2 separate regions of the Homo sapiens genome follow, and region 2 is linked to region 1. A link is a loop called in an ENCODE intact Hi-C map of the cell type or tissue named here. Cell type or tissue: endothelial cell of umbilical vein. All regions are shown on one strand. Links, peaks and the distances in the headings refer to the core of each region. The heading gives the core; the rest is flanking DNA. Region 1 overlaps PLSCR4 (phospholipid scramblase 4). Region 2 has its middle 27 kb from the start of PLSCR4.

Region 1 (2,928 bases), core at 337-2,836:
GTTCGTGGGCCATGCTCAACCTATGGCTGTGGTTCAGATTCTGTTTTTGAGGTGAAACTATGTAAAAATAGTGTTTCTGATATTTTTCCTACTCATATTAACAGACCATGGAAAGATCTGGTTGTAGACATTTTTTTTTAATGTGAATGAATAACATAGTGTTAGGAAAGAGTTAATTAACCAGTTGACATCAAAAGATTTTAAAGTTATTGTGAGTAGATTGAGGTTTTCCAAAATGAAAGCTTTTTTTATGACTTCAGTACTTGATAAAAATAAAAAGAAATCATTTAATACATTAAATATTCTGAGAGTAAATAGCTTGACCTAATTCATCTATTCTATTGTTGGCTATATGTAATTAACCATTTTTTTCCCTAGATTTCTAGGCTGGGAATATAGGCTCTAAGTAATGCAAGTGCCCAACATGTCACAGAACATACCAAGTACTCCTTAGGCTGTGGAAATACTTATTTGCAGGATACAAGTCTGTCAGCATCCTCAAGAAATCGGATAACACTAACAATATGGATAAAACTTATAATAGTTTTAACATTTTTTTCAATAAAAAGAAAAATTATTTTGTTTTGCCTTTATCTCACTGGCTACAAAATGCTGGTTCATTACCCTACGAGTCTGACACAGGAAATTCCTAGAAATATTTCCTAGGCTTCTTAAAGAATATTTTTTGAATGCCTTGCAATTAGGCAAGATTCATCATCTTCAAAACTGCTTGCTCATATGTTTCCTATGATACTCAAGAAACTTTCCTTAGTTCTTATTTTCTATTACTGTATCGTTAAGCATTGCTTATTTATTAAAAGAGCAATGTAGATAAGCCAGATTGCTAGGGCAGGGTGTGTGTGATCATTCCCATTGCCAAGTGACATTAGAAGTTAGTATTTGGATATTTTCCCTGTGACAAGTGCCAGGTTTCCCCTTTTAGAAACTGAAGCTCGTTGGTATCTGGCCGTATATTAAGAAGACAAGGTGAATTTCACTCACAAAAACTTAAGTGATGTGAAGTGAACAGTACTTGTTTCCCGGTTTTTGCTCATAGGTTTCCCTAGTTTGGAAGTGACTCTCTCCCAATTCCCACCCTTTACTATGTTGAGAAGAATTTCATAATCAGTTCAAATCATACCTCTTCTTAAAAGGTCCCTTAATAACTCATTTGAAGATGAAGAAAGAGCAGCAGTCTGAGACTTTTAAGAATACCCTAGCTCAGTTATTAACCAGTTGCAAGGCAGTTAACCCTTTTTGGCCATTATTTTCTCATTTCAAATTATATAATTACATAGTCTTTTTCTGCATTGTATTTATGTTATCTGAACATAAGCAGAACATTAAAACATGCTTCAATGCGTTTCAATCATCATAAAGGCACATTCTTGTCATTCCAGGTCAAATCCCTTGATGGCATATCCAACATCGGCAGTATTATCCGGAAGTGGAATGGTTTGTTATCAGCAATGGCAGATGCTGACCATTTTGACATTCACTTCCCACTAGACCTGGATGTGAAGATGAAAGCCATGATTTTTGGAGCTTGCTTCCTCATTGTAAGCCTTCTATTTTTGAGTTATCCTGAGAGAGTTGTTCTTTCTGATGGAGAAGCAGTATAGTGTAGTATAAAGAATAAGCCTTGAAACCAATCCAACTTATCTCTGTGCCACTTACTAGTTACATGGTTTAGAAAGTGTTTACACTTGAAAGCCTCAGTTTCCTCATCTGTAAAATGGAGATTAAAATACTTATAATTTTCAGGGTTATGAATGTTAGCTATCATGGTAAAATGACCAGGGGAGTACTTAGATAACATTAGGTATCCATTGGGTATAATTATCATCATTGCATGTTATTTGTCATTGTCACTACTTAAAAATGCCTAGCCTATGATTTCTTAGTGAAATAACTCTAAAGTGGATGTCCCATTCCTCCTTCCTTTCTGCCTGTCACTGTACTCTTTGGGGTTGTCCAATCCTGAGATTATGAAGTTTTTCCTCTTTTTAATGATGAGATTCAGTTAATTGGCACTTCAAATGGAAAACTAACAGTTCCAAATTTGTAACTGCTGCTCTTCACAGTAGGTGCTCTTCATAAATATTTCCCTAAATTTATGTATTTTAACTGGAATGGGGGAATCCCCTAATAAATTACAAAGGATAATACCGCATGCATTATACCTAATTATCTATATATCTACATATAATTCTTTTTCCAATTTCAGGACTTCATGTATTTTGAAAGATCTCCACCACAACGTTCAAGATAGAGAGACACAGCAAGCCATCAACTATGGTTAATTTTGAAAAATGGAAAAGTTGGATTGGGCTTACAGTCAGCACTCAGTTATTTGCAAGTGTATTTCTTTGCTTTGTAGAGTATTTTTATTGGGTGTTAACTTTGACAGCTGAGAGTGGGCTTGCAAGAACACAATCTAAAAGTGTGTTTCAATTGAGTATCTCTCTAGTAGAATAGGAGTTCATCCTGAAAAGCTGTGACTCATTAACCCAGTAAACATATACAAAGTAAGCTTAAAACACTATAAACATGAGATAAGGGAAAATGAATCCAGAGTTCTCATATTAATAGGTAGTGAAACAATAAGGCTTTTTAGAGCAGACTTTGTTGGCATAAAATAACCTGGCTTCTATCCCTAACCCTTTCCTACCTTTCCTCTCCGTCAACATGTCCTCATACTGAAGACAAACTTGTTTCAATGATAGTCTTCATTTTTAAAAACAAAAAGGCAGGCAGACAGAAATAATGATGTTTTCTTGCACTAAGAAGGTACTACTTGTACACATATATCAAAACCTCATTCTGCAAAGTTTTTGAAGGTTTCAATGGGAAATTTGATTTTATTACAAAATAAAACATTTTTTAATGTTAAAGTTTATATATTCCATGCTTGTTTTCTCATTCACT
Region 2 (2,928 bases), core at 179-2,678, 83 kb before region 1:
AGTTCTTACGTACATTACGTGATGCTTGCTGCTGTGTGCTGCTCCCGGTCTTTGGAAGAGAAATCTTAGTAAGTCATTGTGGAATAACTGAGGCAAAATTGTAGCTTTACAAAAAAACTGTGGCAAGAACAGTTAATGAGATCTACCTTCTAAACAAATGTGTAAGTTTTAATACAGTATTGTAAACTTTAAGCACAATTTTATACAGCAGATCTAACATCCATCTTACAAAATTGAAACGTTATGCCCATTGAATAGCAACTCCCTATTTCCCCCTCCATCTAGCCCCTGGCAACCATTCTAATCTCTGCTACTATGAGTTGACTATTTTAGTTACCTCATATAAGTGGAATCAGGTCATTGATCTTCTGTCGCTGTCTTATTTCACTTAGCAAAATGTCCCCAGGAATTCTTAACCTTATTTACCAGAGAGAAACATAAAGATGGGTGAAGTGAAATTACCAAGGTCACAAATCTAGTGATCAGCATTAATTGTCATTTGACTTTCCTATTCCAAGATAAATCATCAGTGATGCAGGCTTCTTGAGGGTGGAGGGGAAGCTAACATATTACTTACAGAGCCTCTCACAAGCACTTTTTATGTATTGACACATTTCATTCCATAACAAACCTCTAGGACAGGTACTAATATTACCCCTTTTTTACTGTGGAAGAAACGGAGGCAAAAGGAAGTTTGATAACTTCCTGGAAGTCATCTCCCCTTTAGTGAGTTGTAAAGCTCAAGTTCAAATCCAGATATCCTGGGGCCAGAGTCCATTTTCTTACCCTCTAGCTGTATTGAAACTCACATACTGGCTCAGGAACCCTTTCCTACTGCTAGGAATGCTGTCCAAACATAGCCATTCTGGGTCAAATAACCAGTTCTTTCCCTGAGGCAGGGAAAGGGAAGAATCTCTCCACTGGGAGTCAGGTTGTTGTGCAGGGCATCCGCAGGTAAGCAGAGCCAAGGTTGTGACCCAAGTCACTGGTGGGGTAGGCCAAAGGCAACAGAAATGCAGGGAGATGATGGGATAAATCAATAATCTTAAATCCATCAGATGACAGTTTATGACATATTTTTTCATGTCACCCATTAGGGATTCAAAATCATCAAAGTCACCAACACACTTTTTGTGCAGGACTGCTCTATGTATTGCAGGAGGCCTAATATCTCTGTGCATTGTCCTTTCAATGCTAACAATGTCTGTATCAAAGTGGCACCTACAAATGCTCCCTTGCACACATTCTGCCATGTCCAATATGAATTCTATGACTTGGTTTGTCCTATGCTGAGAATCACCGTGTGAACTCCTGAGGGGCGATCTAGAATCAGGAGTCCCAGGCAAATTATCTGTACCTCACTGCGATGTATCTTGTATCTTAATTTGCTTGGCTTTGCAGTAATTCCCAATTCCTGAGGACATGCCCTAAATTTCTCCCAAACGAGACCTCTACTTTTCCTTCATCTTCAAGAGAGAGTCTGAGTTCATCCATGTGTCTATAGCTTCATCAAGACTGAGTCCAAAGAAACAAAAACTGGAAGCAAAATGTTTGAATGACTTCCTGATGGGAAAACAATCATCTGACTAGAGTGGCAATATCCATGGGTAGATTCTTAGAAAACAAGTAAGGCAGAAGAACTTCCAGAGGTGACCAAAATGAAAGCTCTGGTGAACAATTCTAAGTCAAAGTCCTTAGAAGACTGTCATTAATTAGAGACAAGAGACAAATGCCAAGTCTCCAGGGCAGAAGCAAGTGTTAAATGAAAAATAAAGGATCAAAAGTCAGGAAACAGATGGAAATGGAATTTAAGAATTAGCAGGCCAGGAACATAAGAGTTGGAATGGTCTGGGATGACAGCCAGACTATTGTGTGTCTTGGGCCAGTTACTATTACTCAATGGTAAAGCTTGCACAATTCTGTGAATATAACAAAAACCACTGTATTTACAGTGTGAAAAGGTGAACTTTATACTATATAAATTATGTATCAATAAAGCTGTTATTTTTTACAAGTATATGGTTAGTTGAGATAAATGATAAATCAAGAAGACAGAATGTGGCAGTAATCTGTGAACCTAGTAGTCTCAAGACCTTTAAACTCAAAATCTTTGTGGATACATAGAACTGAGAGAAGCTGAAATACAAATCTCAGCCATGGCTATTAGCAGTCAAAAGTTGTGAGATTAAGATATCATAGATTTGAGAAAGTGACAGAGGGATTAAATTAGTTTCTTGATCTGAACAGTATCCTCTGGTATGTGAATGTAAACTTATTTTCTATTCTGAGGTATTTGGAGTTACCAGGAATATAAAAGGCATTTCCAAAGTATTATATCTTATGAACTTATTAATAGGATTCATATAAAATATTTTCTTTAAACCTTTTTTTTTTTTTTTTTTTTTTTTTTTTTTTTTTTTTTTAGAGACAAGGTCTCAGTCTGTCTCTCAAGCCAGAATACAGTGGTGCAATCATAGCAATCATAGCTCACTAAAACCTCAAACTCCTGGGCTAAAGCAATCCTCCTCTCTTAGCATCCCAAGTAACTGGGACTACAGACATGCTAAACCTTGCCTGGCTAATTTTTAACTTTTTTTTATATAGAGAGAGGGGTCTCCCTACATTGCCTAGGTTGGTCTCAAACTCTTGGCATCAGGTGATACTTCTGCCTGAAACACCCAAAGCGCTGAGATTATAGGCATGAGCCACCATGTCAGGCCTTTCTTTAAATCTTTATTGAAAAGTATTCTTGTTTTATAATTATTTTTATATGTATATGTATTGTAGTTGACAATACATCTTTATTTTCTTTTACCAATATGAAGCTCAGTCACATCTTGATTTATCCAAAGATTTAAATTAATCACTTAAGGCTTGGCTTACACCTAGCATAACAAAATAAATATTAAAATGTAAAATAAACATCTA

The links. A loop is a pair of places that touch in the nucleus more often than their neighbours do. Peaks named below come from ENCODE experiments on the same cell type or tissue, not always from the same donor. Only the 100,000 strongest peaks of a DNase experiment are listed, where the experiment ranks them.
Region 2: it touches region 1 in a loop (6-fold over the local background); 1 of 110 quality-filtered maps calls a loop at or near these places.

The regions. Positions count from the first base shown.
Region 1 is chr3:146,193,755-146,196,682 of GRCh38, reverse strand. It overlaps PLSCR4 (phospholipid scramblase 4), which reads left to right. Exons shown (of 9, transcript NM_020353.3): 7 at 1-51; 8 at 1,401-1,559; 9 at 2,228-2,928. The coding sequence ends at 2,272. Among named protein-coding and RNA genes, the nearest start is that of PLOD2, 34 kb to the right of the region's middle. In endothelial cell of umbilical vein, for the core only: no CTCF peak of the experiment used is centred there; a DNase peak (open chromatin) is centred at 1,452; H3K27ac peaks cover 1,729 bases.
Region 2 is chr3:146,277,060-146,279,987 of GRCh38, reverse strand. No RefSeq gene overlaps it. Among named protein-coding and RNA genes, the nearest start is that of PLSCR4, 27 kb to the right of the region's middle. In endothelial cell of umbilical vein, for the core only: no CTCF peak of the experiment used is centred there; a DNase peak (open chromatin) is centred at 1,727; H3K27ac peaks cover 1,566 bases.